2 separate regions of the Homo sapiens genome follow, and region 2 is linked to region 1. The links are chromatin loops, found by intact Hi-C in ENCODE. Cell type or tissue: gastrocnemius medialis. All regions are shown on one strand. Each heading gives the region's core, and the rest is flanking DNA. Links, peaks and the distances in the headings are about the cores only.

Region 1 (16,014 bases), core at 4,164-12,163:
TTATGTAAGAATGAAAATAGTAAAGCGTGCAGTGGGCTTAGGGTTGAGCAAAGGGACAAGTCAATATTTGTACATGCATGGTTGAATGCATATTAGAGAAGAGGACTTGGTATTGAAATGACATTCAGTTAAGGGACAGAAGAGTAGCAAAAAGAGGTATCCTAGAACAGCTACTTGCCATCTCAGATTATTGCAAGAGGAAGCCTCACTGATTGAGACCACATTAATTTGAAATCTGTGATACCTCTGAGATTTTCACTAACAACTAAAAAGGGGGCTTGTCAAATAAATCAGTAGTATAACAATTGGCAAAAGTGCTGCTTAAGACAAACGACTTTCAAGCCCTTGGGAAGCATTCATTACATTACTATTTAAAACCGTGGCTTTACTTCCCACTGGTACTTTCTTAGTCTTGACTAGCTGAGTTCTTTGTATGTATAAGTCTTCCTTTTTACAAGAGGTTTTATGATTTAGGAATCTCTTAAACTCTAACAACCTGTCTCGTGAGTACAGTTGTCCCTCGGTATTTGAGGGGGACTGGTTCCAGGAACCCTTCGGATACCAAAATCCACACATGCTCAAGTCCCTGATAAAAAAATGTCCTAGCATTTGCACATCACCTACATACATCCTCCTGTATATTTTAAATCATCTCTAGATTACTTATAATACCTAATGTAAAGGCTATATAAATAGCTGTCATGCTATATTGCTTTTTTTCTTGTATTATTTCTATTGTTGTATTACTGTTTTTGTTTTGTTTTTCCAAATATTTTTGATCTGTGGTTGGTTAAATCCATGAATGTGGAACCCAGGGATCCAGAGGGCCAACTATTATCTAAGACAGATGATGCTATTGGAAAAGAAGAAAGGTGTTAGTAAGGGTCCTAAAATTCCTTAAAGGACCTAGAACAATTTCTCCAATGATATAGACAGGTAGGAAATATTTTGTTCGATTTCTGACCGTATCCCTTGATAGAAAGCACATTTTCATGTTTTCCATGGCACTTTGGGTGTGGAAAGCAAGGCCTTCCACAGCTGGTAAAGCCTCCCTCACCTCCTCTGCTCCGGTGCCTCTCTAGCCACACCAGTCACCTGCCATCCTCCGGACACACAGCCCTCCCCCCTCCAGCTTCTCTACCCAGCTTCAGCCTTCTCCCAAACTCTCCACTCTCAGCTCTTGGTTCTCTCCTGAAGCTTCTCCTTACTCCCCCAGGCAGAGCTGGTCAGTCCCTCCTCAGAGGACACTGAATCTGTTTCACCCACAGAACTAATCAATTCATTCTGCATCTGGGCCCCTCCCTTCCGAGCCTAACCCATGATGGCCTGGTCAATGTCCTACTTAGTCGGGAATGCTGAGCACAAAACAAACTCAGTACATGTTTGCTGAATAAATGATACTGGATGTGTCTGCTAGCTTTTTGAAGCATTTGGAAAGACTTTCAAGCACGTTAATAACTTTTTAATATTTGGAGTTCACCCTTTATTAGGAAGTTGGCAGGGAAGATACGCTGTGGGATGCCAGAGTCCAATCTCCTGTTGCACAACTTTTTTTTCCACCTCATATATTCTAATAAATCTCAGATAAAATTAGAATACCACAGAAATCACAGGGTCTTGCGCTGATGGCACAGTTTTTGACGAGCGACTGGGACTTGGAGAGAGAAAAGTTCAGTGTTAGAAAAGCTATGAGCTGCTCAACCATTCTGAAATCCACAAATTCTTGAAATTCTCAAGGCTTGTGGGGTTCCCCACTTCTCTCTTCTGTGTGCGTATATGTGTATTAACAAGAATAAACAATGATCTCACAGGACTGTTGAGAATTAATACAGAATGTAGATAAAATACTTTGTAAATAACCAGCATCACTGAATATGTATTGACTAAATGGATAAAGCAGTTCACTTGGACTTGGGTAGAAAAAGCCCAGTCAAGGGTGGTCTTTATTTCTAGGCACACTCAATCATGGTTTTTAATCTTTTACAGGTTATTTAGTCTTCTAGAAAAATTGCACCCAAATAAAAACAAACAAAAAACAAACTGTCAAAGCTCTTTGATTTGCACAACCAGATACGTGACTTTCCTCCTAAGTAGGGATTCAGAGTAGATAGACAACCTAACAGCATCCTTGTTAACGCGTGAGGAAAGGACACCCACATCTTCCTTCTCTAGTTTGCTAAAATTCAAGGTTACCGACTCCTTTTCACTTTCACTAAAGTTCTTAGTAGATATGCTATAAAGCTGTAATTACTCCTGAGGCACCCATGAATAAGAGAGGTGCCCAGGCTTTGGCGAGGTGTGGTAAATTTGGCACGGAAGTTCAATTTCCGTAACGTTGTTTCCAGCCCAGGAAATGTCTCAGGTGGCTTGGTATGGGTGAGCTGCTGCCAGTTTTTCGGGCATGGGCTTGCCATCCTTGGCTGACATCATTTGACTGGATTCTTTACTCTGCTTGCCCCACAGAATACTTTGCATTCAATTAGTCTCCATTTTCTCAAACACCCCATGCGATCACCACCATGTCTATGTCTCCAAAAAGCCTAATATGGAAAGCCTCTAATTCATGTGTGGATTCTCCTTGCCTATGAAAATAGAAACAGCAATTACTACTGTGCAAATCAAAACTACAATTGGAAAACTTTCTAATTGTAGCATCATTATTACCTGGAATAATGGGCTACAACTATGACTGCGGCATTATATCAACAGAATTCTTATACTACGTATGTGCTACACTGAATTTGTTTATCCTGATGTCCAAGAACTATCTGAAATCATTAAATGTCAAACATAAATTTAAAATACTCCTTTTAAGGAGTATTAGGTAAACTTACCTAACTTGAGCTAAACAAGGAAGATAAGCGCTGACCAGGTGGAGCCTGTGATTTTGCAAGCCAAACTTTCTTCTGTTCCCCTGGTCTAGAGGTTGTATCAATTCATTAATCATCCCATGTTTCCCAAATTAGAGTATATCCAATGGGTATTACCTCCTGAAATATAAACTAGCATAAATTTTCTAAAAGGTTTGCAGGGAAGTCTTTCATGTTCTGTGGCCCACTAATGGCAAACCTTCCTGCATTTAGAATTCCTTTCTGGCAAAACCACAGTAATTATGCTTAACAGCTGGTTAGGTCAGGTGGCACTATGTATTTCCCTGGCCTTCGTATACTATGACATATACACAACTACACATTTGTGGGACCCCCGTCTATCATCATTTTTTGGGTAACGAGCACTTGGGATTTTTGAGAAGCTTTTATTTCTAATATAGTTTTACTGATTATGTACAGGCTTATAATTTGAACTAGAATGTGGCCCTTACTGATGTCTGAGATTCATCTTTTTATTTCTCCAAAACCGGGGAATCATATTCCATAAAGTCATCTACTTAAATGTTTTTACCAAGTACTCCATGAGGGCATGGAGAGAAGACGGAGCAGATAGAGAGAACTGGATAGGAATGCTTTTTAAGTACCTCCTTACATGACAGGGACAGCAAGGCTGAGAAGAAAGTAGCACTCCTCTCCTCTAGTCTTTTTGCTTTAAGAGAAGACTCAAGGCAATGTAGGTTGTCTGGGGAAAGGCAGCTGGCTGTGGATGGCCTGAATGAGAGCTACCAGCCCATCAGAAGATAGACTTGGAGTGACAGCCATTTTCTCAGCCAGTTAAGAAAATAAAAGAAAGTATCACAAAGCAAGAGGTCTGCAAGTCCCAGACACATTTCTACACTTGACTCCATCATTAACTCATGATATCTACACCAGGATGCAGATTTCTGGATGGCCAAGGAAAACATCAGGTGTCTGTTAAGCTTGCCAGAAGATGATCCATATGTTCAGTCAGATCCTGTGGTTTCATAAGAGTTCCACCTTTAATCAGACTGCTGTGAGCTGGAATGTCATGTTTTCCCGATTTGTAATTTCAGTTGAATGCCCATCACCAATAAAAGTGAAATTGTTTTTCTTTTTTTAACTTTAAAGAATGTAGCAGAAGGGATGCTGTATCTGAAACCAAACCTAAAAGCACGGTGAATGAAAGGAGGAGCAGATTACCTCAAGGGCAGAAGAAAATCCAAAAGCCACATATAAAGAGGGGAATCAGACCCATAATTCATAGCAGAGCAACTGCACAACCAAACTTTGTTTCAAGATATTCAGTCTTCATCACATTCCTTGCTAACTCTTCAAATGACAGTATTAACAGTGGAGCTGGATTACTCTGTAAATGCTACATACTTGCTTTATTTTTCACATAATAAACCAATAATTGTTGGACTACATAGGATAGGAAATCTTTCACTATCAGAGTAATTCTGAAATATATGCTGAGAGATTTCAGTAGACTGCTATGGTGACAGGAAACAATGGGAGCTAAATGACATTGAGCAAACATTCAGGAGTCCAAGGTGATTATTCTTTCATTTTCAGATTTGTATTTAACTTAATAAGTAGACAAAATCAAAATAAACACATAGGAAAACTGAGCTCCAAGCAGAGTTGTAGAGGCTGCATGGAGCTTACCCAGGAGCTCAGATATTATAGAGCCACAGAAGGAGCAGACAGAGAGCGGTCAGGTGGTACCTAGAACACAATGACTGTCACTCCGTGGCTGAGGTGTCTACTCAACCCCACTGCTGCATTTTCTCCTCAACTGCCAGCCCAGGGCAGCTGGCCAAGTTGTAGAAACTGCCACTGTGTGGTTCCCTCAGTAAGCCAACCGCACTTTTCCATTGGAATTGCTTTCCCAAATAAACTGGTCTTCAGGATTTTTAAGCATTTACCCTTAAAAACTTTCCTCCTGAACATGTAGTCAGTGTTCTCAATTTGACTTTGCCAGATTTGCCATCTGTGCTTAAGCTTTTGGAAAATTCTGCAGTTGCCCTTGATGCACATTTTCAAGTGGTAAGATCACTCTGCATCTCAAAGGATGCTTGCTGTGCTGAGAAGAAAAACACAGTTGGCCTCAGGAGATCCAGGTCCAACAGCTCACCTTGGGAAAGTCCCAACCTTTATACATGTTAATTCTTAAACATTTATATAGTGGGCCGGGCGCAGAGGCTCACACCTGTAATCTCAGCACTTTGGGAGACCGAGGCAGGAGGATCACGAGGTCAGGAGTTTGAGACCAGCCTGACCAACATGGTAAAACTCCATCTCTACTAAAAATACAAAAAGTAGCCAGGCGTGGTGGCACGCACCTGTAATCCCAGCTACTCAGGAGGCTGAGGCAGAAGAATTGCTTGACCCTGGGAGGCAGAGGTTGCAGTGAGCCGAGATTACACCAATGCACTCCAGCCTGGGCAACAGAGCGAAACTTGGTCTCAAAAAATAAATAAATAAATAAATCTGTATAGTGGAGGTGAGGATATCTACCCTACCCAACTCCCCTACTAAACAGCAGCAAATGTCCTGGTATTTTTAAACGAATGGAACTTGACCCTCCCATATAGCACTGCCTTTCACATATCTCAACCTTGATATGCTCTGATGAATCTAAATTTAGGCTTTAAAAAAATCTCTCAATATAAAATCATTCCAAATAACTTTTAGGTGAGCTGTCAGACTACGTTGTTCATTTGTACCCTGAGTCAAAGAAGTTGATCTGGGTAAAGGTCTGGCAGCTTCACACCTCTGGTCGTTTCACTAAGCATCCACCACGCTTCTGAGTAGCTCTGGAAAAGCGGGAGATGAACTGATATTACAATGGTATACTTTTCTAGGTTTGCAAACTGACAACTCTTGGTGGTTGTGTATAAAGAAGGGCCAAGGAATCATGAACTTGGACAGCTGCCTTATTAGCCCTAGCTGATTTTTTCTGCCCTTCAAAGACATTTGCAAGTTCTTGTATATCACTCTCTCTCTTGCAAATAAAAGCTTCTCCCTGGAGAGGCGAGCTCCTTATCTCTTGTTCCTGGGTATCTTACAGTCACTTGCCAGGACAGATTTATAGTTGCTGGTGTGGACAGTATGTACTCAAACGTTCTCTGTTACATAACAAAATGGTGCAATGTGAGAGAAGTATGGAATACATTTGGATTCATTTTGTCTCTTAATAGAGCCAAAAATAGATTTTTTTTAAAAAAAATCTACATCTTCCACACAAATACATCCATTTATAGTTATGAAGACAAATAGAAAATGAAGCTTTACCAAGAAAAACCACAAGTTTTTCTAACTCCAGTTTTGAATCAATCTATTTGAGGTTTCACTGGAATACACTTTATTTACTTCAATATTCTGTCCCTGGGCAGATTTTGCAGACTATAGCAGAGCCTAGTCAAATGACAGGATCTTTAGTCAACCTTGAAACACGGAGAGCCCAATTTTCTTACTTTATGCTCTCTTTGGGGGCAAACTCATCCTCTCCCAAGGCTTAAATTACCATCTGTGGTGATAATTCCCAAATCATGGTCTCCCACTCAGATCTCCTCCCAGAATGGCAGCCTAGGTATATAATTGTGTCCTGGACATCTCCACTTGGAATGTTCAAAACTAAACTCTTGTCCTTACCTCTGTAAAACGGCGGCTCCATCTACCCAGGGTCTGGCAGAGCCCTGGGAGTAACCTCTGATGCACCCCCGTCCCTTACCCCTCCCATCCCCCCTCCCTCACCCCTCCCATCCCACCAACACCACTTGTAGTCAATTCCTTCTCCTAACTAGCCTTGGAATCCACCTGCTTCATCAGTTCCTTTGCCATTCGCTCAGCTGAGATTACCAATATCTAGTTCTCGTATTATTCTAACCGCAAGTAGCTTTCCCGTTTCCCATTGACTACCTACAGAGCGCCCACAACAGTGTGCCAGCCAAGAAGGAGTCATGAAACAGACATAGAAGGCTTCTTCACTGCCCCCAACAGGGGCACCATCTGGTGGGAATGAGGCTTGACTTAGGTGGTCCCAAGAGAATACTACAAAAGAGTATACAATTAAGAATTTTTAGCCAGTCGCGGTGGCTCACACCTGTAATGCCACCACTTTGGGAGGCTGAGAGGTCAGATCACTTGAGCTCAAGAGTTCAAGACCAGCCTGAGCAACATGGCAAGACCTCATCTCTATTAAAAATACAAAAAATTAGCTGGGCGTGGTGGCGCATGCCTGTAGTCCCAGCTATTTGGGAGACTGAGGTGGGAGGATCACTTGAGCCCAGGATGTCAGGGCTGCATCGAGCCATGATCATGCCACTGCACTCCAGCCTGGGTGAAGGTAGTGAGTTCATGTCTCAAACAAAAAAAATTATTTCTTAGTCTAAAACTTAATCCGTTATGGGAATGAGATTAACTCAATGAAATAATTAACAGTAATTGCTATACAAGTACTGTTTTGGGAACTAGGAACATCACAGCATTTCAGAAAAGGGAGAGAACAATGTGACAATTAGGACGAAAAGCTTAAATGAAATTTCTGGACAAGTGTGTAGGTTTCCTGTAGCAGTCACTCAACAAGCATTAACCATACACATAGTAAGTGCAGGACTCTGCTCCAAGTAAATGACACAGCAAAAAAAAAAAAAAAAAAAAAAAAAAGGAGTTAGAAGATAATCTCTCTCCTCAAGAAGTGAACTAGAGAATTCTGATCTCCAATATACTGTGGAAGGATGTTAAGAGTCAGAATTTGACCATGGGCAGATCCTGAGTGTACATTTCACCAGCTAAATTCAGGCTCCCTTTCTGCCAGGTGACTGTTTCACATCTCTCTCCTCAAACTGCACCCCCGGCCCCGCACTCCCTCCCCGACCCTCGCTCCCCACTGATGACCACACTCCCCATTCCACTAAGAAAACAGAAGCAACACAGAACTTCCACGAGCTTCCATTGCTCCTTCCACCCAGCCCTCATCTGTGCCCCCAGATTCCGCCTGTTTTCTGGGGCTACAGGAGAATCAGCTCTGTGCTCTTGGCTGAGGTCAAGCCCTCTGCTTGTGCACAAAACCCCAGCCGCTCTAGGACATCCCTCCAGCAACTGTCCTCATCTTTCCTGACCTTGGGATAGAAAAGGCCAAGCCCTTCACCAGTCATTCTTGGATACCTCCCCAGTCACTTGCTGCAGTAGAAGCAGTGACTGATGAGGGTGACATGTACTCAACATTTGGTGTTACGACATAAAATGGGTTGCTGCGAGAAACAATAGCGTATGTACTCCTGGACTGATTTTGTTATCTCACAGCTGTCCTTCAGCCTGTATTCTCTACTTGCCTGAACTGCAACCCCAACCTGGCATTCCTCATGCTCCCTAGATCTATTTTACCACATAGCACATAACTGTATCTGAGGCACTAGCTGTTTAGTTTGTTTTGCTTACTGTTCATCTCTTTCCACTGGCATATAAGCTCCACGAGGGCAAGGATTTCGGCATATTTGTCCATTTCATTCACTGCTTTACTCCCAGAGTCTAACACAGAGCCTGGGCCACAGGACTTGCTCCAAAAATATTTGTTGAATTAATGAGGTCCCAGACTTGCCATTTCTGATCTGTGTGATCTTGACAAATTACTTACCCTCTTAAAATCTCACTTTCATCATTTTTAAGATGGGAGTGCTGATAGTACTCACTACGTGGGATTGTGGTGAGGATTAAATGACATAAAATGTGTTCAACATTTTAGCACATTTTCTGGTTTGAAGTACTCAACGAACGGTATATATTCTATGATTAATTCGAATCATATCCATTAGCATCCAGGTTTACCTTGAGTGTATTCAGCTACCGATAGGTGCTGGTTTGGACATTCAGTAGACTGGCATGAAAAAGAAAAATAAGATGTCTACATATGTGCTTTCCTTCTACTACTGAAGACTATTTAAAAACTAACCTTCACTTAAAAAATACTGAACATACAACTAAGTAACATTAATGTCTAGGTCTAGGTTACTAAGTTCTCAGTAAAAATGATGTTTAGTAAGGAAACGATGTCAGTCAGCCTGCAGCTCATATTGATAAGCCATCCAAAATTGGTCCCATAGGTGATGACATCTAGACCTCACTTCTTCCGCTACCTGTGCTCTCTTCCCCCTCTTCTCTTTCCTCTGTTGTCACAAAGCCAGCTACTGCCAGGATCCCCCCTCCCCATCGCTCTGCAGTCCAGGGTGGGGTCTCTGTTAGCATGAGGAAACGTGAAAGGAAATGTATCTCTGTGTACCTTTATTTTCCCTCCAGGGCTTAAATGGAAAAAGAGAGAAGGTGGAGTCCCTTTTGCCATTGTAACTGGAATTAAAAACCTTAAAAAACTCAAGTTGGAGCTCTGAGTGCATTTTCCCACAAAAACCATGTTATATATAGTGGTTTGGTTCTATGGTACTATTAATAAGACAGAATACTTCAGCTATGATTTCTGGGCTGGCCTGGGAAACCACTAAATATGACATAGTTTCAGTGAAAAAGTGTGTTCAGGGTTCCCAGCAATGAGTTTTACAAACCCACAATCAGAACACAACCCATCTGAAAGCTGAGGGCCGCCTACTTCGCAGTAGGTTTGACAGCCTCACAAAGGCATCCGAATGTCATAGACGTCAACGCCAAGCTTAAGAGTCTCCTGCGTGGCGCTCCAGCAGTACTTCATCTCTGTTTGCCTGATCCCCGTTCTCTAATGTGGCGGGCCTACCTCACACAATTTTGTGAGAACTGAAGCACCTGGTTAGCAATAACTATTCAACAAAGGTTAGCTCTCTTCTCTCCCATTCATTGGTGAAATTTCAGTGTCTGTACTTTTTACTTGGTTTCATGCATTTTCTTATGAATCTATTTTTAACACTTCTATATGAAAAAAATACAAAGCTTTTGCCAGTAGAAACCAGAAAACGGTTATTGCTCATTTCTTCTGGCTGACACACCTTGTCTGCAAATGGCAGCTTCTCCCGCAGCAGGAAATCTTTTCCATCAAATAAGCCATTACGCCTTCCAACAGTCTCTGCCAAACTGAAAATCACCATCTTCACTTACCATAGTGGCAGAGCTTTGGCAGTTGGGCTAACGCGCATTGAGCAGGGAGACTCGGCACTGACATTAGCTAACCATCCCACATTTCCATCTTGTTTCCTCGTAGTCATTATCCAAAATACACAAGGAAGAGAGGCTCACCTAACTGGAATGGCTTATGTTACCAATTACGGTCAACCCTAAAGCACATAACCAGGAAGGCAGCTAACACTGACTGAGCAGGAAGAAATCTGTGCCCTAAGTAGTCCACGGAGTTAGGCAGAGAATTGTACCTGCCACCAGTTTCAAAATGCTCTTTCTCCTTCCCTGACACCTCAGGCTCTCCTTATTTCATTTTATCTCCATGTCTTTTCTACAAGAATGGGTCACTGTTTTCTATTCATTAAAACTCTTTGAGCCAGGCACAGTGGCTCACGCCTATAATCCAAGCTACTCAGGAGGCTGAGGCACGAGAATCGCTTGAACCTGGGAGGCAGAGGCTGCAGTGAGCCCAGATCATGCCACTGCACTCCAGCCTGGGTGACAGAGCGAGACTATGTCTCAAAAAAACAACAAAACAAACAAAAAACTCTTTGGATGAAACATTTCTCATCTACCATCTCTAATTCTTTATCCTCTCTTAAAATTTGATAACAGAGCTTCCCTGTTTTTTAAAAAAAATCCCTTAAATTCGTGCAATCTCAAAGAGATCTAGGGCTAAACACCTGGGAGACTGAACTAAGAAGAAATGAGTGTCTCAATTTCCTCTCTGTATGGCCCTGGAACAAATCCTCACCTTCTCTGCAGCTTTTTCTCAAATCTGGTCGAGTTCCATTTCTTGTATGGTGTCTCAAAAGAACATTGCTAGAATGAGCCAATACGTATATAGTACCAGGAGCACTTTCAAAGAACGCTTTAGTGCTCTTTTAATGTATTATTTTTAAAAAGTATATGGTTAGTGTCTATTTTCCCCATTTACTTGTAGAAGATTATTTGTAAAATACTGAATGGGAGGCAATTTTTGAAGTATAGTGAATTGTGATTACTCAGAGTTTATCCGGATCTCTTGAAATAAGTGCTGAAAAAGTGCCATACGTTTTGATACAAAATTGTTGAAGTGGAAAATATACACAAAAGAAAATGTCGAATACACCTTTTTATAGTTCCCAATGATTGTGAAAGAAATCTGGAAAGGGGGGAAATCAACAATTGTTTGGACAATTAAGAACTGTTGGAACACGCTAATAATTTCCCCTTGAAATAATGACTTCAGCACCTTGAGCAGTATGAACTCCACCAACATTGCCAGGAAATGCTTTATATGTTTCAGGAATAATTAGTTGCTTCAAATATAACAGAGTCAAAGGTTTACTGTAACCTAGGGAAAATAATATTTTGCAAAAATGCAAAAATGCAACTACCCTCAAAGGTAGTCCAAATAATATAGTTCATGAGCAAAGTTTTAAAGGCTTAAGACAATAGAGTAAAATTCTGAAGATCAAGTACAATGCAAGGTGGTGACATTTAATTTTTTTTTTATTTTTAGATGGAGTCTCGCTCTGACACCCAGGCTGGAGTGCAGTGGTGTAATCTTGGCTCACTGCAACTTCCACCTGCTGGGTTCAAGTGATTCTCCTGCCTCAGCCTCCTGAGTAGCTGGGGTTATAGGCACACACCACCACACCTGGCTAATTTTTGTATTTTTAGTAGAGACCGGGTTTCACCACGTTGGTCAGGCTGGTCTCGAACTCCTGACCTCGTGATCTGCCCGCCTCGGCCTCCCAAAGTGCTAGGATTACAGGTGTGAGTCTCTATGCCCGGCCTATTGTTACCTTTAAAAATATTAAAAGTCAACTAAAAACTATCTAGAGCTCATAAGGATCTACTGAAGCAACACTAAGGCTACTATGAGTAGGACACCTGTTTATTGTTTACTAAGTCAGTGGTCCTCACCTGGGACAGACTGGGCCTGTCGTTATTACATTATTTAAAGCAGGTGAGCTACCACACCATCCCAGCTATCAGAATTTTATGATTCATGAATTCCAACAATCACAATAAAAATAAAGCTGCATTATTTCCAACCATCCCCCATGCTCCTCACACAGGGCACCAAGTTTTCACATAGCCAGAGATGGTGTGGATGTTGGCATATTTTGCTACTTGCTGTACATGCCCAGTTTCTTAATGAATGCGGTCACTGGGAAACCAACCCCACTCCTTTTTCTAATGACAAAGTACAAGAATCAGTAAAAAAAATAAGTAAAGCTTAGGGATTGGGGGAAAAACTGTTTATTATCTAGCTCTTGTCTATCTCGTATGTTTATGGTTCAAGGATGTGCTATTTATTAACTGCCTCCCTCAAGTTATAAATCTTACACTCACACAAAGGCATAGGGGTACATTAGCTTCAAACTATCTCCTATATCCATTGATCTAAACAGACATGGGGAAAATCAAATTAACTCAAACCTCTTATCTAAATCAAAGTCTGCCAAGTCTGAAGGGGGAAAAAAATTGTTTTGGGGGGATGTGAAAAAAAAAATAGCAAGAAAGATGCTGTCTTTCTAGAAGCAACCCAAACCCAAATCCCTGGACAATTCTCTGGCTATCTTTTCCTTAGGTAGTGGGAGTTAAGGAGACAGTCCTGACAGGAGCCTGCATAACACAAATCAAGAAATTATCCTCACAGCCAAGGCTGGTGACACCATTCCTTAACCTGGCGGAGGGGAGCTTTTCAAGGCTTATGAACCAGGATCATATTATTCCATGTCTCTGAAGCTTGGGTCGGTCCCTCTGTCCTTTTCTCGTGCTAGTTTCTCTGTGATTACGCATTAAAATGTAGAGCCAGTCATCTCTGGCTCCTAGAGACTCCCAGGTTGATGAATGCACACCCGTCCTGGAATTTCGCCTGAAGACCAGTAACGGGACTCGGTGTGCCCGGGCCTGTTCGGGGCACGCAGCGCAAGACCCGGCTCCGCAGGGTGGGAAGATGCCCGAGCCCAGGGAGACCCGACCGAGACGCCCCCTCTCCTGCCCAGCGCGCCCCCTTCCGTCCCCAGCAAGAGAGCAAAGGTCCCAAGCCTCAATCCGGGCTCAAGCGACCAAACCCCTTTCTAGAGTCTGGACCACTCACCATTCGGGACAGAGCTGCCCCCAAAAGTTAAAATGAGACAAACGGGCGGGAAGCCCCCAGCCCCGGGGCGGGGCCGGCCTAGAGCCCTGCGCTCCAGCTTTGGGAGCTCACCCAGGCCCGGGGAGGGCCAGCCTGGCTGCTCACGGGACCCTCCCTTGTTGGCCCGGCCGTGGCCGGGAACCCACGCGTGGCCGGTGCGCGCTGCCAGTGCTGCAGCTGAGGTTCGGGTTCGGCCCGCGCCCGGCGTGAACAAAGCGGCTGCCAAGGCCTGGGACTGAGGGGACTGAGCCGCCGGCTCCACGCCGCCCCCAGGCCCAGAAGAAACACCGACTGCGGGCCGGGCACAGCACCCGGCCGGGGAAAGGACGCCCCGAGTTACGCGCAAACTTCCTTTGAATGGCGCCCAGGTGGGGTGAACCATCCCAAAGAAAGGAGGATGGGCTTGGGAAGGGAGGGCTCGGCTCAGGTCGGGGGGACCCCTCCGTCCCCACCCTCTCCCCGCCAGCTGCCAGGGAATGATGTCATCGCCTCTCCCGGCCCTCACCCCTGTCTCTGCCAGCCCCGCTTTCTCTGCTCTCCCACCCCAGGTCTGACCCCTCAGGGAGCGTGGCCAAGATTAAGAGAGGGGCGGGGGGCCGTGGGGGTGCGAGGTGTTCAGAGAAGAGTTAGGAGAGCGGGAGGGATCGTCCGTGGCAGCAGAGCATCTTCTCCCGTCTGGGCCCTGCCAAGATGATGCAGACATTCCTATCTGGAGCTCCGCTTTCAGGGATCTGTGCTCCCGCGGGCCGGGGGAGGGAGAGGGCTCGGGAAGGAACCGGCCGGGTGGAAAGTGCGCTGACGAGTCTCTTGTCCTCCCCGCCCCCACCCTGTCCCGAGCCCTGCACTCCCGACTCGCGGCCCACCCTGCACGCTGCACTCCCTTTAATTCACACATTTCTTCCACCAGCCTCAGGGCCGATTCCCCGCGCCTACCTCGGCTCTCCGGGCCGCCTCCCGCTGCTGCCCGATTCCGCGTCCGGAGCGAGCGGGAGCTGCAGCGGGCTCCGCGGACCGGGCGCGGGGCAGGTATCGGGCTTTATACCTCGCCCGCCGGGTGACTCAGGAGGCTCCGAGCCTTCACCCGCCGCCCTTCAAAATAAGAGTCCGGCGGCGCGGCGGGCGGGAGAGAGGAGGCGTGGCTCGCAGCTCTGGGACGCGGCCCCCAGGTTAGGGAGGCTTCCCCGCACCCACTCGTAACCTTGTCCCGCCCTTTGCATCTTTCTGGTCGCAGGCCCCTTCCTGGGGCAGCCAAGCTACAAATCGGGCTTTCCTGGAACGATCGAGAAGTGCTAATAACGGGAAAGAATTTAAGTTTTTTAGGCCCATAGATATGTTGTCGGCTTGTTAGGATGATTCTCCTCCGGTGTTTGTGTTTTTTTCCTTTACAGACTAAAGAGTGTCCAATAAACGCGACTCCAGGGCAGCGTTTTAGGGGAAAGCAATAAAAACTCACGGTAGAATGGAAGCTGCCCTGAAGGAATGGAACTGCGAGACTGGGGCTGGGACTGGGGCTGTGGGGAGGGAAAGCACATACAGTGTAAAAACGATTGTGTGACATTAAATCGAAAAGCACAAATCATCATGCAGTATATTTCTTTTCTAAGAAGAGGAAGGATAATTTTTAGATTTCCATTAATTAGTTTACTGGGTTCTGTGTAATAAAAAGCTAAATTCAGGAGCCCTTAGGGTGAGAAGAGTAAAGCATTTGATCTAGCAACATCTGAGGAACCCGGTCCCTATCCTATCCTGTGATCCTCTTAGCTCATAAACTACTGGAGGCCCTGAGTCACTTATTTTAACGCTCATCTACACAGGAACTTCTGTAGAAGTGTTTTCAAAGAGGAACTGGACTCATTCGTTCCAGAATTAATATTCTATGCAAAATTTGTGACAGATTGTGGGCTTAGCCCTAAATCCAGATCACCAACTTTTCTTTCACCAGATCAGCTAAGGACACCCCTGGCTCTGTGTATAATCCTCCAGTAGCTGGGTTGGCACACCATGTCACAACAATTTCTGTCTTCTTTCTCCTTCCAGAGTGTGCTCCTTGGCCACTGGGACCAAATCTTTCACACACAATAAGCTGTTAACAAAATGAATGCATGAATGAATGAATGAATGAATGGTAATATCTACCATTTACTGAACTTACTGTTGTGCCAGGCTGTTTCGGTAACGTGGTCACTCAGTAACTGCCAATAAATGCTAACTAGTTTTGAATAGCCAGTAGACCACTTGTTTAAAGGGTTTAGTACTGTAACTGTATCCTGCCGTCATTACTGATATCTAACACTAGCATTGCTAGGTTCACTGTCTTCAGCCAGGTAGTCTATTCCTCTCTCGGAAATATCTTTATTGACTTTTAAATGAATAACGATGTCTGTAAAATATTAAAAACCAAATATTGTTCTTTAAACAATAAACCAAAATTGAATGTCCCTGTGATTTTACTCCCAGAGATAAATTGTTAGCTGCCTAAAATATAGTCCTCCAGGCTTTTGGATGTGTATTTAAACACACACTTAAAATAGCTTAGATAATTGTTTCCATACAATTTTGTAACTTTTTTTTTTTTGAGACAGGGTCTCACTCTGTTGCCCAGGCTGAAGTGCAGTGGTGCAGTCATGGCTTACTGCAGTTTTGACCTCCCAGGCTCAAGTGATCCTCCCACCTCAGCCTCCTGAGTAACTAGGGCTACAGGCACGTGCCATCATACCCAGCTAATTTAAAACATTTTTTTTTGTTCAAGACAACGTCTCGCTATGTTGTCCAGGCTGGTCTCAAACTCCTGATCTCAAGTGATCCTCCCACCTCGGCCTCCCAGGCGTGACCACCGCACTCAGCCTATAACTTTTTTTTTTTTTTTTTTTTTTGAGACAAAGTCTCACTCTGTCACCCAAGCTGGAGTGCAGTGGCGTGATCTCGGCT
Region 2 (16,014 bases), core at 2,700-10,699, 49 kb before region 1:
GTTTGGAAGGAACTTTCAGATACCACCTGCCTCATCGGGAGCATTTTATAAGCAAGTGTTTGATTAGAAATAGAGAATAATTGGTAAGGCAGAATCTAAAAAATGTACAGAAATTATTTCAGATAAACTTCCAAACTTCTAAATATAAATGCAAATTTGATTGGAAGCTCTCTAATCAGGAAAATATGTTGGGTAAATTTACAATTTCCAGTAATTGCTGATCTCAATCCCAGCTGAAACCGGGAAGTGAAACAAGTCAAGTGCCAAATGACAAATAGTCCTGCAGTTCAAATTATTTCACTTAATAAAGAAAGGTCAGAGGACAAGAAGAGGCAGAGGTAGGAGTCTGAGGGCGGCATGAAGCATCTGAGTCCACTATGTTATTAAATTAATTTTCTCACACCTATTAAAAAATCAGTGAATTCAATTTTCAAAGAGAGTCTTAAATACCTGATCTCTTAAAAAGCTTCCCTAATCTTTTCACGGAGAATTGTAACACATCAAAGGCAGGCCTGGAGTGATTTTCACTCTGTTCCTTATAAGCAGAAATATCAATTTCATATCTATTCCTTCACCAGAATGCACCTGCTACCACTAGAAGCCAAATATACTTCACAGTTTTTTTTCTAAGTCACTATGCCATCTGGCTATAAAAGCCCGTGTCTACAGACACCAAAGATAAGAAAGAGAATGATATATAATATTAGGAAAAAGTTGGTTGAGAATCCCATTTTCTAAAAAGGGAAACCTTACTTGTCATTTTAAGCTCTCAAGTGTGGATACCTGTGGAACTTACTGTGAATGTTATTCACTGCTAAACAGATGAATATAAATATACATACAATATATATAATGTGGGTTGACCAATAGCTTAAGGAAGTCTTACCTTAACCAAGAGAATCTTAGTTCATAAGGAACATTGACATAGACAGCCAAAAAGAAAAAAAAAAAAGCTGGAGTGATGCCTTACCTGGCTTGAAAAAGTTCCCATATGTATTTATTTTAATCTTTTAAAAGATTTAGTTGACAGAGCCAGGGAAAACTTCCAGAGTATGTACATTTACACATGCAATCACTTATTTCAGGGAGAAAATATTTTCCTCTTGTGAAAATCTTCTATACTCAGTGAAATGAGTAACTAACACAAAACTTCATTGAAATTTTAATCTTTCTTAATCAGATTAAGATACCCTAATAAACTAAAATCAGCATTCAGCACCCCTCCTCTGCTCTCCAGCTTTCAAGTGTGGTCTGTTCTCACAGTTTTACTTATCAATGTTTGATAATTAAAATTCTCAGAAAACATAATTATAGAGAGCTTTCTACTCTGAAAAAGGTGTCTGAAAGGGAGATTTTATACAAAAAGATCCTTGTCTTGTACTTAAGAGCCAGGCAAATTTTTCCAGTGACAATTCCTTAATAAAGCTACAGAAGGTTCCTCTCCTTTACCTGGTAAGTCTTATTTTCTAGATTTGCTTTTCCCATCCCCTTAAAATATTCTGGAAATAGTATTTTAAAAAGAAAAGAGTATTTTAAAAGGATAGCATCAACAAAAGAGATGAAAAAACAAACAAAAACTGATGAGGAAAGACTTAAATCCAGTGGAGAAAACATCTTATCTATATATTTTACCAAATCTATTTAGGTACTCTACAGTTCTGCAGCTGTAAAATAATTATTTTTTCCTACAGTTTAGTTATCTTGCTCTAACAAACCAGAACAAGATTTTGGAACAGCCTTTACTCTTTCAGATGCTGAATTAATATCTAGTAGTAGTCTGGGAGAAAAGAACAGAACTTCCCCAATGGTTTCTCTAGTAGATTTGTGTGCGTGTGTAAGTAGTACATACCATGGAAAACAAATTCTCTTTTTGATACTTTCATTGCAGTTCGCTGTTTCTGGGTAGATACAAACCATTCCAAAGCGCACCTTCTCCATCCCTCCCCAACCCTATCAGCCAGAATGGAATCCCTGTGTTCCTTTTTTTTTTTTTTTAATACCATTGGCATTGCTCATTTGTTCCTCTCCCAACCAGATATCTGCCCTTCCTTCTTCCTTTCTTTCCCACTTACTCTCTTCACTCTTAGAAAGGTTTTTTGCATAGGAGAAAGCAGTGAAGACTGAATAGAAGGAAGGCCTTTCGTTTTCTCTTTTGTCTTTGGATTCAAATCCTAATATCAAGAGAAATGTTGAGATTCAAGGGTAATAAAATAATGTGGCTGTGTGCAGTGGCTCACATCTGTAATTCCAGCACTTTGGGAGGCCAAGGCGGGCAGATCGCCTGAGCTCTGGAGTTTGAAACCAGCCTAAGCAACATAGGGAGACTCTGTCTTTACAAAAATAAAAAATTAGCCAGGCATGGTGGCATGTGCCTGTGGTTCCAGCTACCCAGGAGGTTGAGGTCACAGGATTGTTTGAGCCTGGGAGGTCAAGGATGCAGTGAGCTGTGATGACACCATTGCACTCCAGCATGGGTGACAAAGTGTGACCCTGTCTCAAAAATAATAATAATAATAATGATGATGTTGTGGACAAATATCAAGAACCTAAGTCTTAGAGAAAGGAAGAAAGGTATGTGGGTAGCTAACATTCCAAGTCCAGGTCCCAAATCTATCAGTACCGGCTGGCCATTGTTCAGGAGGTCCTCCTTGAAGCGAAGTTTTCGTTCCAGGTCTTGAATAACAGCATCCTTTGTGCCTTGAATTTCCTCATCGGAGGCTATTCTAGCAGTTCTACTGGCCTTCTTTGGAAATCCTCTGCAGGATAAAAACACAAGGCAGTATAGTTAGTTGTCAGGCATATAAATCCAAGTCAAACGTTCAAGTCCAACAAAGACAGTGCAAGGTATCAGCATGTCACTCCCACTATTTTTTATGCTACATCTGTTGCAACTATGATGGAAAGAACCATGAAAGCTGGTTCAGGTAACACTAATTGGATCCAGGTTTCAGAGAAGGTTCACATACATTAGGGGAGTATGCCTTAGTGGGTAGGTAGATGCCAAGGATGGGGAAGGCCTACATTTAAGTCTTAGCGAGGCGGCAGCATAAAGTGAAAGAATGATATGATTTATAAGTAGAGCTAGGTTTAAAATCTGACTCTATCTCGTATTAAGTTTGTGACCTTGGGCAAGTTTTAAAAAAATATATACCACATATGAATGTTGAGAGGTTGAAAGAGAACGTATTTTTATCATACTTTTATTCAGTCTTCTAGTGCTTTGTAATCATTATTCAACAATAGTGCCTAGCCCATTTGAAATCAATATTAAGTTTGTTACCTTCCCTTCCATCCCCTTATATCCTGATTTGATTAGGGTAGGCCAATGTTATTTGAGGTCTATTTTATACAAGAGGGCTCTGGGAGGTCTGCAGGTCCTGCTGTGCCTGGTGTCTCAAAGCCTCCTGAACTTCTGGTGAGGCCAGGGCTCTTAGGACAGGTGATATCTCACTGCCTCTTTCCTTCCAAAGGCAGCAACAATGACCTGAGCTGTGTGAGCCAAGGGTCATTGGTGCTGGATGCTTGAGGGGTACAGAATCACTTCTGTTGGTGCCTTAAGCAAGTTGCTTCCTATTTTTCTTCCTCTTCCCTCATAGGGCAGTGGACAAAAATTAATGAGAAATAGAATACTAAGCAATGGGGAAATGAATTGACCTATCGCTACCCATATCAACAAAGCTGAACTTCAAAAACAAAGTTCCGGTGAAAAAAAGCAAGTCACAGAAGAATATATATGATATACTTGTATTTATAAACAGGCAAAAGCAAAACAGCCCCCTGCTACAGCAGTGGTTCTCAAGGTGTGGTCCCTGGACCAGCAGCATTAGCATGACCTGAAGTTGTTAGAAATGCAGATTTTTGGCATCACTCCAGACCTACTGAATCACAAATTCAGAGTTGGGGCCCAGCAATCTGTGTTTTAACAAGTTCTCTAGGTGTTACATGCAAAAGTTTTAGAAAGAAACTGAGGGGAGCATACATACATGGTAAAACCATGAAGAGAAGAGAATCATTAACTCAGAAATTCAGGGTAGCAGTTACCTCTCAGGGAGAGTAGTGGATGCAATTGGGGAGGGTCAAATGGGGGCTTCAAAGGTACTAGAAATGGATAAGAATTTCATTTTATTGAGGTATACGTATAAATTGTATATACTTCCTTATTTATATTACATAGTTCATGATAAGATATTTCAAAGTTTAAAAAGTTGACTGCAGGCCGGGTGTGGTGGCTCACGCCTGTATTCCCAGCACTTTGGGAGACCAAGGTGGGTGAATCCCCTGAGGTCAGGAGTTGGAGACCAGCTTGGCCAACATGGTAAAACCCCGTCTCTACTAAAAATACAAAAATTAGCTGGGTGTGGTGGTGGGCGCCTGTAGTCCCAGCTACTTGGGAGGTTGGGGTATGAGAATTGCTTGAACACTGGAGGCAGAGGTTGCAGTGAGCCGAGGTCGCACCACTGCACTCCAGCCTGGGCGACAGAGCAAGACTCCGTCTAAAAAAAAAAAAAAACCACACACACACACACACACACACACACAAAATAAAGCAAACAAACAAAACTTTACTGCCAAAGCGTCAAGGCACTGTGTGCCTCATGTCACTTCACTGATACAGTAGAAAGCACAAGTAAGGCTAAGAATGTACCTAAACACTGGGTTCACGGTTTCACCCACCAGTGCTGGGAACAAAACAGTCACTAAGTATGCAGCAGAAACTCTGAGGATCCTGTAAAGACTCTGCCACCGTCCCTCCTAAGTCATGATGCCATGCACTCCTGAGGCCTGTGCTCCTGGTCTTCCCAACAGCTGTTCTTTCCTCTTGGCCACTCCCCTTTGTTTCCTTGCTGAATTTTTTCCTAATTTTGCTGAGTGTTCACCCTTCAATGTGCTTATAGAAATGTGATCCCCCTCCCCAGACTCAGGGGGTAATTAATGTACGCCAATTTAAATGGTCTCAATCCCCTCGAGAGTGATTAGTTTGGCCAAAGGCATGCGATATAGCCTGGGCCAATGAGACTGGAGGAGTGGGGGGTAGTCAGAGGGTGGAGGTGCTCTAGTTAAAATTCTCTCATCTCTGAAAAGAAACAGAAGGAAGAAATGCCCCTCTTCTTTCACTGGATATCACTGTGTCAGAAATGCAATGTCAAAAGCGGCATTGTTCACTCCATAACTGTAAGAGGAGAACCCATATGTGCCAATGATGATAGACTGAAAAGATGGAGAATACCTGGGCCCTGATAATGTTTTGGGGGCACTGTCTTAACCTACCATGGAACTACCCTACCCCAGACTTGTTTCATAAGTCAGTAAACCCTGTGCATCGAATCTCCTTGTAGTTGAGTCTTCTGATACCTACAGTGGAAAATATGCTAACTGATTAAAACCTGCTATTCTAGGTTTGTCCCTTTTAGTCATTTGCCCTGAAGTTCAAATAAGGTAACACTAGACTTTACAAACTCATTTTGATATTTAAGGAGACCCTGAGACAGTAAGAACCATAGGAATTATTTATAACTTCAATTTCTAGTACCATGGAATCCTTTAACAAACACGTGCATAGTTTGCTAGTTTTCCCAAGCCTGGAACCTCTCTCCCCTCCTACTCCTTTATCTGGGGTTGTTATCATCAGTCTTCAGCTTAATGACTCCTTGGAAAGGATGTCCCTGACTAAGCTTGTCCCATTAGTTGTTTTCCTGATAGCATCTATCACTCTACTATTTTTTCATATTGTCTCTCCCTTACCATGGCTCCTTTGTTAATCACAGTGCTGTTAACAGACACTCAAATAATATTTCTGAAATGAGTGAATGGATGTACTGTCCATCTCTACTTCTGATTTCTCTCTCCCCTCCCTTCCTCAGTCAAGAAAACTTGTGCCAGAGCCATGTGAAATCAGACCCTATGTAAAAAGTCAGGCCCAGGACAAGTAAAAATTATACAATTTTGGAAGTGAAGTTCTCTGCATTTCACTACAGCCTTACATCTGAGAACTAGAAGAGCTAGGTTTTGAAGTCATCTTAAAGGTAAACTGAAGGCAGCCAGCTCTCTGTTACATCAGCAAGGACTGGGAACACACACATTCCCATTATTACTCTAAGCCTGTGCGATGTAGACCATAGAACAACTATGTGCTGATGAGCAGCCTTCAATGACAGAAGGCACCACTGTGTTTCTGCAGGTAGACTACACTAAGAGCTGTGTTCTCAGCACAAATGAAAAAGAAAGGGGAGACAGGGAGACCATCAAGGTCAGAACAGGTCATCTCAATCGGAGGAGCGGAGAACTGGTTTTTAAAAGTCAGCCACAAGTTCCCTTGGACAAGAAAATACCTGTCTATTCACTGTAGAATAAGTCCTGTTCCTTGGGAAGCATTTCTCAGTATATTTGACTCTTAAAGGGACTTAGAACAACTGCTCTGGAACATTCCATAGAGTTGTCACCTTGGTTTGTGTCCCTGCCACAAGGGTAATTTATCCTTTCAAAGGGTATAATTACAATTAGTCTTTGGCTCAAGTAAAAACTGATTATTCTACTTTTTCTTTTTCTTTTTTTTTTTTTTTTGAGACAGAGTCTCACTCTGTTGCCTAGGCTGGAGTGCAGTGGCACCATCTCGGCTCACTGCAACCTCTGCCTCCCAGGTTCAAGCAGTTCTCCTGCCTCAGCCTCCTGAGTAGCTAGGATTACAGGCATGAGCCACCACGCCTGGCTAATTTTTGTATTTTTAGTAGAGATGGGGTTTCACCATGTTGGTCAGGCTGGTCTCGAACTCCTGACCTCGTGATCCGCCCGCCTCGGCCTCCCAAAGTGCTGGGATTACAGGCATGAGCCACCATACCTGGCCTCTATCTTATAACAAGTCACTTCCTTCAACATATCAAGATTACCAGTATGAAGGGCAGTTACTTAATTCCTAATTTCCTACAATGTTAAAGACATTTTCCTCTTTACTTACAGAATTTAAGGTACTCATATTTTCTTGGTTCTAAACAATTAACACAGAAATAAAAATAAACTGAAATATGTTTTTTCTTTTTATAGACTGGGTTTTGCTCTGTCACCCAGGCTGGAATGCAGTGGTGTGATCACAGCTCCCTGCAGCCTTGACATCCTAGGAGGCTCAAGCAATCCTCCTGAGTCATCCTCCAAGTAGCAGGGACCATAAGTGCATACCACTGTGCCTGGCTAAATTTCCATTTTTTGTAGGGACAGGTTCTCCCTATGTTGCCCAGGCTGGTCTCAAACTCCTGGGCTCAAGGGATCTTCCTGCTTTGGCCTTTCAAAGAGCTGGAATTACAGGTGTGAGCCACTGTTCCCAGCCAAAAGATATTTTAAAATGTCTAATAGTGATTAGACAAATATTTATTGAGCATCTAGCAGGGCCCAGTGCTAGGCCAATACATTAATACAAACCCTGTTAAGCCTAGAAAAAAAGAGTTGGTTTCTAAGGTAAGTGATTGTTAATGCCTGATGACATCATGGAATTCTATGTATTAAGATTTTATGCATAAAAATGAAAATATATTAAAAAAACCAAAAGCTTCATCATGATAGTCTCAACACTAATAGTTTTTGCTTCTTAGTACATTTAATTCAAATTATTATATTGAAGAACTGTAACATTAATTGCTTATATCTTCCTTTACTGAGCTTTCTTATCTGTTTTTCCACAAAGAAAAATAAGAGAAAATTAGAATTTGGACTAATTTATGTTTGTACATACATACATAGGTGGTGATGGGAACTGTAGGTTCTTTACCCAAATAGTTAGGTCCTGGAAGAGGACAATTTATAGCAATGGTGACACATGCATTATTTGGTGCCTTGTAGATAGCAGGTACAAATGCTTGCCTCCCTAGTTGGAATGAGCATCACAATCTACTACACAGTTTATATTGCATTCATCCTTGAAGGCTATGAAAATTAGATCCTGAACCTAGAGTTTGCTGTTAGGCCACCTCTGCCTCCTACTAAAATGAATGTGTCCAGCCTATCAAAGATTCTCTTCAACAAGCATGAGCTCCATGACATATTACATTGCAAATCTGACTTTTTGCAAATGTACGTGGCTGGAGACATGCCAATCTTAGCAGTCAGTGCTTGAAATTGAAACTTGAGGGGGAATAAGAAAACATTCCAGTGGGCAATTATTTACAACGATTAATATTTGAACATTTTTAACTTACAAAAATGGCAGTTTCATAGAGGCTATATGGTTTAAAAATACAGAGTACTTCATGACTTTGTGTGTCATCCTTGCACAGAGGCCATGCTAATCTTCTCTGTATCATTGCAATTTTAGTATTCACACTGCCAAAGCAAGCACTCAACATTATTTAAGTGAGATGGCAAAGACCCCCCCACATCCTAAAGGATGGTCCTTGATCACAAAGGCTAATAACCAAGTTGGGGAATAAGTTAAGGAGCAAACCATGTGGTACCAATTCTAGATGCAATGGGAATAAAAAAGAAACAGAAAACAGTGCTGGCTAGAATGACTGCAGAAGACTCCATGAAAGAGGCAAGTTATAAGCCCTTGAAAGATGACAAGGATGTAGACAAGTAGAGTGGAGAAGAAGAAGAAATTCAGAGTCAGCGTGAATAAAGAAACAGACGTGATAACCTGTTTTTTTGTTTGTTTGTTTTGTTTTAACCACTTAAAAGCTGTGTGGTTTGGGCTAGTGACCTAATGACCATATGTCTCAGTTTCCTCCTTTGTAAAATGTGGGTATTAACAGCTCGTATCTGATGCGATCACTGGGTAAACTACATGAACTAATGTGTACTAAACACTTAGAACAGCGCCTGGTGTAGTAAGAGTGGATCTGAAGTGGCAAACAGAAAATATTCAGCATGGAAGTAAGTCACAGAGACAAGATTGGCTGAGATAAACAGAATGGAAGAGGGGAAGGAGTTTAAAAAGATGCCAAGAATTCTTGACCAGAATTTACAAGAATGTGCAAATAACCCTTACTGATTGCCTTCTCAGTGTTCAACTCTGTTCTAGGTGCTAGAAATACAATGTTGAACTAGGTCACAATAGTTAGAAAAATTGTATTTTTATGGTGGATATGGCAGAAAGAGATAAGAGAAAAGAATGGAAGGCAAGACATATCAGGAGGTGGTAAACGCAATGAAAGGACAGAAGTATGAGCAGATGACTGTATCAGACAGTGTGGTCCATCAGACTTCTGAGGAGGTGACTCTACAGTGGTGGCCTAAACCATAGGAAGTGGCTGGCTATGTGAGACCTACAGGGAGAGCTTGGCAGTGCAGAGGTCCTGTGACCAGAACCAGCCTGGCAGGGCCAACGGATGGGCACTGTGAACCCTGAGGAAAGAGGTATGGAATACAGTTTTCTCACACTTATTCTAATATGGAACCTCTTCTCTTTTTCAGAGCATCTCACTGGACTAACGTAATTCAGAAACACTTTACGAAATTAAAAGTTGAGGACAGGGTTTAGGGGTAGCATGCAAGGTGAGAGTTAGAAATAAAAGTGGAGTATTTTGAAAGGGGAGGCATGAGGAAAGAAAAGCAGTTATAAGTTTTGAGGCAAAAATTTGGCAACTGAGTTTGTTTTCCTATAAAACTAATGCTATGTTAGAGTTTAATGTAAGATGGTTGTAGTTCTGCTCCCTGAAGTGGCACCTTCTTTTGATAAATGAAGAGTAGCAACTCATTAGGAAATAAAAAGAGTGGTGACAAAGACATGATCTCCTTTTTTTTTTTGATGGTTTGCACAATTAAAAAAAAATAAAATAGTATTCAAAGTTAGTAGTTACCAAAACCAGAACTCTTCACAAAAATCCATACTCAGAGGCAAACCTTAACCAATAAACAATTTGTAACAGGCCTCCTGCACTAAATACTTCATTGTATACACACTCAGCCCAACTGTACAAAAAACATTACTGATCTGTTTACTCTGGCTTTAACAGTAAGTCATTTGTCATTTAAAAACAATATTCATGTGGTTGGGATAAAAACATCTCAAACATATACACAAGCATCTGGAAGGTAAAATTTTCCAGATTCAATCACCACCAAATCCCAAGAGGTCTCTTTTTTTGGCTACTGAATAATCTTGAAAGCATCCTTCCCTTGATATGCTATTGCAGGTCAATTCTGTGAGCAGATTTCAGAAACTCAAATTTCCAGAGCACAATATTGATTAAAGAGATAAGGTACCAGAATCAACCAGAGAATTTAACTATTACAAGTCCTCTTATTCTACTCTTCTCACATTCAGTGAAATCTGATGGTAACTAAATTCCACAAAATTTCAGAGTGAGCAAACTCATTAACATGTTGGCATTTAAATATCACTTATATTCAAGAATGTAATGTATTAATATATAAAAGAGCCCAAGATATACAAACTGAGCTTTTGTATATCAATTCTGTTTTCCTTTTACTGAATTTTACGGTAAAGCAAAGGCTGTTAAAGTACAAAAAATGGGTAACTTAAGCTCATATTTAAAGGAAAATAGATAACTTTATTGTAATATCAAATTCTCCTCATATTATATTTTGGGTTCTTTAAAAAAGAAAATGACAAAGGCACGTGGGTTACTTTTTTTTTTTTTTTTGAGACAGAGTTTTGCTCTGTCACCAGGCTGGAATGCAATGGCGCAATCTCAGCTCACTGCAACCTCACCCACTGTGTTCAAGCGATTCCCCTGCCTCAGCCCTCCCAAGTAGCTGGGACTACAGGTGCACACCACCATGCCCGGCTAATTTTTTGTATTTTAGTAGAGATGGTGTTTCACCATGTTGGCCAGGATGATCTCGATCTCCTGACCTCGTGATCCACTGGCTTCGGGTTACTTCTGTTCATTCATTCTGTACAACTTGGTACACAGCCGTACAGGTCTGATTTTGAGCTGCCCCAGGGGCAGAGACATTTCAACAGAATAACCCAGTCGCAGCAGATCCTGGAGGCCTTGCCTACTAATTTGTTGGTAAATACTTGTCCAGGATTGGATACAACTTGATAAGATACTGGACCCTAATGAGCCCAGTAATAACACCTCCAACCCCTTCAGGTCAGAGAATGAAAAGCCCCCCACTATCTGTTTCCTGAAAAATAGGAGAAAGATAGGTAGATGAGATGTCTGCAAAGTACATTGCGGCTTGTATCTGTTGGATTCTTTTTCACTGGTTACTATCTAACCACAGTCTTGACTTGAAAACTGGTGAAAATGCCCTGTGTCATGAATCTTAAAGTACAGTTAAATTTGTTACAAAGTTTTCCTTGACTCGGGGATTCTGATTTGCTGCTTCTACAACAGCTTTCTTTAATCAAGAAATGTTAGACATTAGAGTTATTTGAGATGAACCTAAGTCACGCTATGCTCTCCTTGCTCAGGCATTTCTTCCAGAACCCTGGGAAATCCCGTCACCTCTTGAGTAACGATGATAGTGTCCCCACCTACCCGTTTCCTATGAGGGAGAAAGAGAGCGACAATGAGATAATGTCCATAAGGAGCTGTGGGCCTATATAATAAAAGCTGTCATTAATACATCTGTATAAAAGCTCTTATTGACACATGCTCTTCTTTGTGACAAACATGGGGCAACATTTCAAACCAAAGCCCTGCTTATATAAAAGAGGTAGTTAAGAGCATACAACATTGTGGCACTGTGGCTATGTGGCACTCCCTTATGAGCACAGATTCCAAGAATGTGAAGATGGCAAAAGAAACAGTGCCAGTCTGGTTCCAGGGATGGGTCTGATCTGATTCACCCTTCAGACTTAGTATGGCCACTCAGAGACCAGCAGAGCAGAACTGCCACACTATGCCTGTCGGCACTGCCAAATCTTCTGGGTTTCTTCTGTGTCTTAGGGCTGATTTACTATGTGGAGAAACATGGTTACAGCAATGGAGGCTGTAACACCAACTTACCAGCAATAGTGAGGGGAATAGAATACATTAATTTTATAAAAGTGCAAACAGATTTCTCTCTAAGGCATGCTCTCCTTACTGCCTCCATCTAAAAGAGTTTGTCAACTTAATATTTGTATCTGTTGACAGCTTTGTGCAGGGCAATATTTTGCCAGTGACCCCAGTAAATTTGGGGAAGATGTAGCATAAAGGAAGAAAGGCATTTGAGGAACTGTATGTATAGAAGTTCCCCAGACCGCAGTCAACCTCTCTCCGGCTCACAGAACAGCATGCAGTTGGTTGACTGCGGTCTGGGGAACTTCTATACATACAGTTCCTCAAATGCCTTTCTTCCCCAGATTTACTGTCTTTTGCCTCGGCTTTGTGGTTTATCACTGACATCCATGACCTTTGTTCCCTGCTTTGACCTCTGCTACCCAAACATATGAAAAACAGAACCTTATCTCCACAGACTGTTTAGAAACTTAGTACTTACTAACCTTCCTGTCTACAGATGAAAATAAGAACAGTGTGAAACAAACAGAATAAAACAGCAAGTATACAAGTATGATTAAGCAAACTAAGAGAGACTGGACACAGTGGCTCAGGCCTGTAATCCCAGCACTTTGAGAGGCCAAGGCAGGCGGATCACCTGAGGTCAGAAGTTTGAAACCAGCCTGGCCATCATGGTGAAACCCCATCTCTACTAAAAATACAAAAACTAGACGGACGTGATGGCCCACACCTGTAATCCCAGCTATTTAGGTGGCTGAGGCATGAATTGTTGGAACCCAGAGGCGGAGGTGGCAGTGAGCTGCAATTGCACCACTGCATTCCAGCCTGGACAACAGAACAAGACTGTCTCAGAAAAAAAGAAAAGAAAAGAAAAGAAAACTAAGATATTGGAAATTTACATTTAAGATTTTGGTAAAACAAGGCAAGTGAAAAAAACCTAATGAATTTCTACTTCATTGTGTTACATATAATCAACCAATTTGTTGGTACTTGATATATATGGCAAAACTATCCAGCTAAAGAAATAACACTTATAAGTGAAACTGAATATATACATCTTATGATAACTTGGCAGTTCCTGCAAGTTCCAGGATGCCAAAGTCATGGCAGCCCTGATAGGGACACTCAATCTTTGGCAAATTATTTGGATTATTATGGTAAACAAAAATAGTAACATTTTTGTTTTTAATTCAGAATGCAAATGACAGATCCCATAGTATGCCAGAGGAAAAACATGTTTCAAAAGACACATTTATCAAACCAAAATAATGAATTCTTCAAGTATGCGTGATTTAGCAACAGGAAAATTCCTTGAGGACAAAACGGTAACCACATAATAATGGCTTACTGAGCAGGCATGGAGCTAAAAATCTGTAGTCTGGTATTGCCACTTTGATGTCACAGCACTTCACTATCTTTGGGTACAGTTTTCCATGGCCACAAAATCGGCACGACTTCTCCATTAATTTTTAAGAAATGGCAGGAACGACTGGACTCTTGTGGTAACAATTATAAGCTATTTTGACTCCATAAAATGAGTCACTGTGATAGATGCTGACAAGAAGCAAGTGCTCCTGTTACTTGAGGTAAGCCATTAAAACTTGCTTATCTTAAGAAGGTTTCAAAGTCACTGATCAGCACAAACTGCTGTTTCTACTACAAATGATAAATGGCACAATCATCACCACCTTTGAAAAACGAATCTTTGATCAAATTCTATAAGAGAAATATTAGAACAGATTATTTACACAGTACTCCTCTTCCTGGGAAGCAAGACTTGGTACCCTTTTAATGAGAGAGGATGAAAAAGTGTCATGCAACAAACTCTGGCTCTTTGGGTCTCTCTAACAGCTTCTTTGTACCAAGATAATACACTTCCTTTTCTAACAGCTAAATAAAAGCTCAAAGAGAAAAAACAAGGGAGAAGGACAAAGGTTCTCCTCAGACAAGTTGACTGACAACTTTCAACAGAAGTCCATTATCACATCATTACTATATTTGGCTCCTTTTTTGGACTTGTTTCTTTATATATTCATTGGACTGTGTTTCACCCAATAAGGATTTGAGAAGAAGCCACATTTCAAATTAATGTAATCAACATTTAGGAAGTGCCCAACAAAAGAAGCATTGCTAACTGAAGCTGCCTGGTACACCTTTGTCGAGGCCCGACATAGCAATGCTTGCCTTTAAGGTGGCATTAGTGTATCCTAGCAATGGAACACTTTTATAGATGAATGAAAATAACTTGAATTCTAAGATCTTCTCCTTTTTACTGTTTAGTAGAGTTCCTTCTTTTTCTCTCTGAACAATAGTATGCTTCTGGCAAACTCTGAAGTAGGATTTCAGAAGGAAGAGTTGAGATATGGGTGCTGGCTTAACCTTTGTGAGCACTTCCTCATTTTTGAAATCTTCAGTAAAATGAGTAAGTACTAGCATTTACTCATTTTACTCTTCAACCAAACATGCCTAACACCTGTACTGTATTTTTTTGAGGATTTTACTGTACTTCTGTAGGTGTTATTTATCCTCAAAGATTTTCCATTTTAAAGACCTCATAGGGCTGCCACATCATCACTGTGATGTAAAGAGAGACATATTAGATCACCTGCAAACAGAAAGAGATAGAGGAGGCATGTAATGTATCTCGAGGTCACAGGCCAGGGACAAAACTGGCATCATAATTTCTCCACTAGGTTGCATACACCCTCATTTATCTACATCAAAACATAAAGACATTTACATGCTTTTGCCCCCTTCCAGTCAATCACTAGATTTACACAAAGGCTTATTTCTTAAATCTGTTAATTAAGGTTTTTCAAAAACACTAAGTATATACTTAATAACCAAACTCCTTCACATCCATTGTAATGCTGGCATGAAATATTATAATAAAACACATAGTTTGGTGGTGAGAGCATGGATTCGTGTCTCGGTTTAGTGGCTATGTGACCCTGGGCAATTTATTTAACTCCTAGACTCCTCAGTACTTTAACTGGGGCAATGCTACCTCTTAGGAATGTTGTATCAAATGAAATAATACATGTGAGTTGCTTAGCACAGTGCTCAATAAATGATAGCTAAGCACCCCCCCCCCCATAATGATTAAGAGAGGGCACTGCATAGATTTTGAATAGTTCCTGATGAGAATCTCATATTAATTCAGAGGAAAAAGTTCTGATTTTGATAATGTTAAGTGGCTACGCAAGAATCACTGAGTCAAATTGCCGTTAAGAATTTTTACATCGCACGGAGAGAAATGTGTGAAATGTTACTGGGGCGCTCTGGGTTGCAGGCTGATGGGAGCGCGTGTATGGAGATGTGGGAGTCCCAGGGCGACCCGAGGCGGAGGGGCAGGGAAGTGGAGGACCGCGGCGGTTACTCACGCGGGGGTGACACCCTTGGGCAGCCCCAGGGCGTTGACGGCCGCCGGCGGCGGCTGCGAGGGCAGCAGAGCGCTGAGGAAGGCCGCGGGCGTCTGGCTGTGGCCGAAGCGGGTGGCAGGCGACGAGCAGTGGGACGCCTGTCCCGGGCTCGGGAGCGGCGGTGGTGGCGGCGGCAGTGGGAACACGTCGGGCACCGGGAAGGCAGCCGTGGGGCTGAAGACCGGGGGTGGCGGGGGCGGGGGCGACGGCGAGGAGGAGCCCCACGGGGCCTCGGGCTCAGCGCCGAAGGGCTGCGCGAAGGGCGGCACGGGGGCGCGGCCGAACTGCCTCGGCGTCGGGGACATGGGCGACGGGAGGCTGGACGAGCTGGGGCTGGAGGCCGGCGTGCCGTGGCCCGACGCGGGCCCGAGGTTCTGCGCGGCGATGAACTGCTTGGGGCGCGCGTAGTTGAAGGAGCCGGAGGACTGCATGGCGGGGGCGGAGCGGGAGGCCAGCGCGCTCATGGGCTCCGGGGACGCGGGCGGCGTGCAGGCCGCGAGCTCGGGGAAGGCGGGCGGCGGCGGGAAGGGGGGCGAGGGCGGCGCGCTGCGCGGGGCTGGCGGAGGCTGCCGAGCGCCGGCCTCCTGCTCCAGTCGGATTTGGTTCTGGAGTTGCTGGAGCTTCAGAGGGTCCCTGGGGGGAAAAAGAGAAGTGACACCTTCAGAGATGGAACGGCCAGGAACGTGTATTCC

Evidence for each region. Hi-C counts contacts between places; a loop is a spot of excess contacts. Peaks named below come from ENCODE experiments on the same cell type or tissue, not always from the same donor. Only the 100,000 strongest peaks of a DNase experiment are listed, where the experiment ranks them.
Region 2: a loop joins it to region 1, with 5 times the contacts of the local background. A loop is called at or near these places in 19 of 110 quality-filtered maps.

The regions. Positions count from the first base shown.
Region 1 is chr4:168,830,177-168,846,190 of GRCh38, reverse strand. The region is part of intron 10 of PALLD (palladin, cytoskeletal associated protein); the gene reads right to left. LOC124900809 (a long non-coding RNA gene) reads left to right here and starts at 7,612. Exons shown (of 2, transcript XR_007058361.1): 1 at 7,612-13,454; 2 at 14,475-14,665. It overlaps LOC102723331 (a long non-coding RNA gene), which reads left to right. Exons shown (of 2, transcript XR_007058358.1): 2 at 1-1,813. RefSeq lists enhancers at 4,686-5,200, 13,648-14,508. In gastrocnemius medialis, for the core only: no CTCF peak of the experiment used is centred there; a DNase peak (open chromatin) is centred at 8,024; H3K4me3 peaks cover 129 bases; H3K27ac peaks cover 7,825 bases.
Region 2 is chr4:168,877,664-168,893,677 of GRCh38, reverse strand. PALLD (palladin, cytoskeletal associated protein) reads right to left here. Exons shown (of 22, transcript NM_001166108.2): 11 at 2,621-2,756. It also overlaps the pseudogene RNU6-853P. Among named protein-coding and RNA genes, the nearest start is that of CBR4, 120 kb to the left of the region's middle. RefSeq lists enhancers at 12,242-12,491, 15,455-16,014 and a silencer at 15,534-15,773. In gastrocnemius medialis, for the core only: no CTCF peak of the experiment used is centred there; a DNase peak (open chromatin) is centred at 10,657; H3K27ac peaks cover 2,097 bases.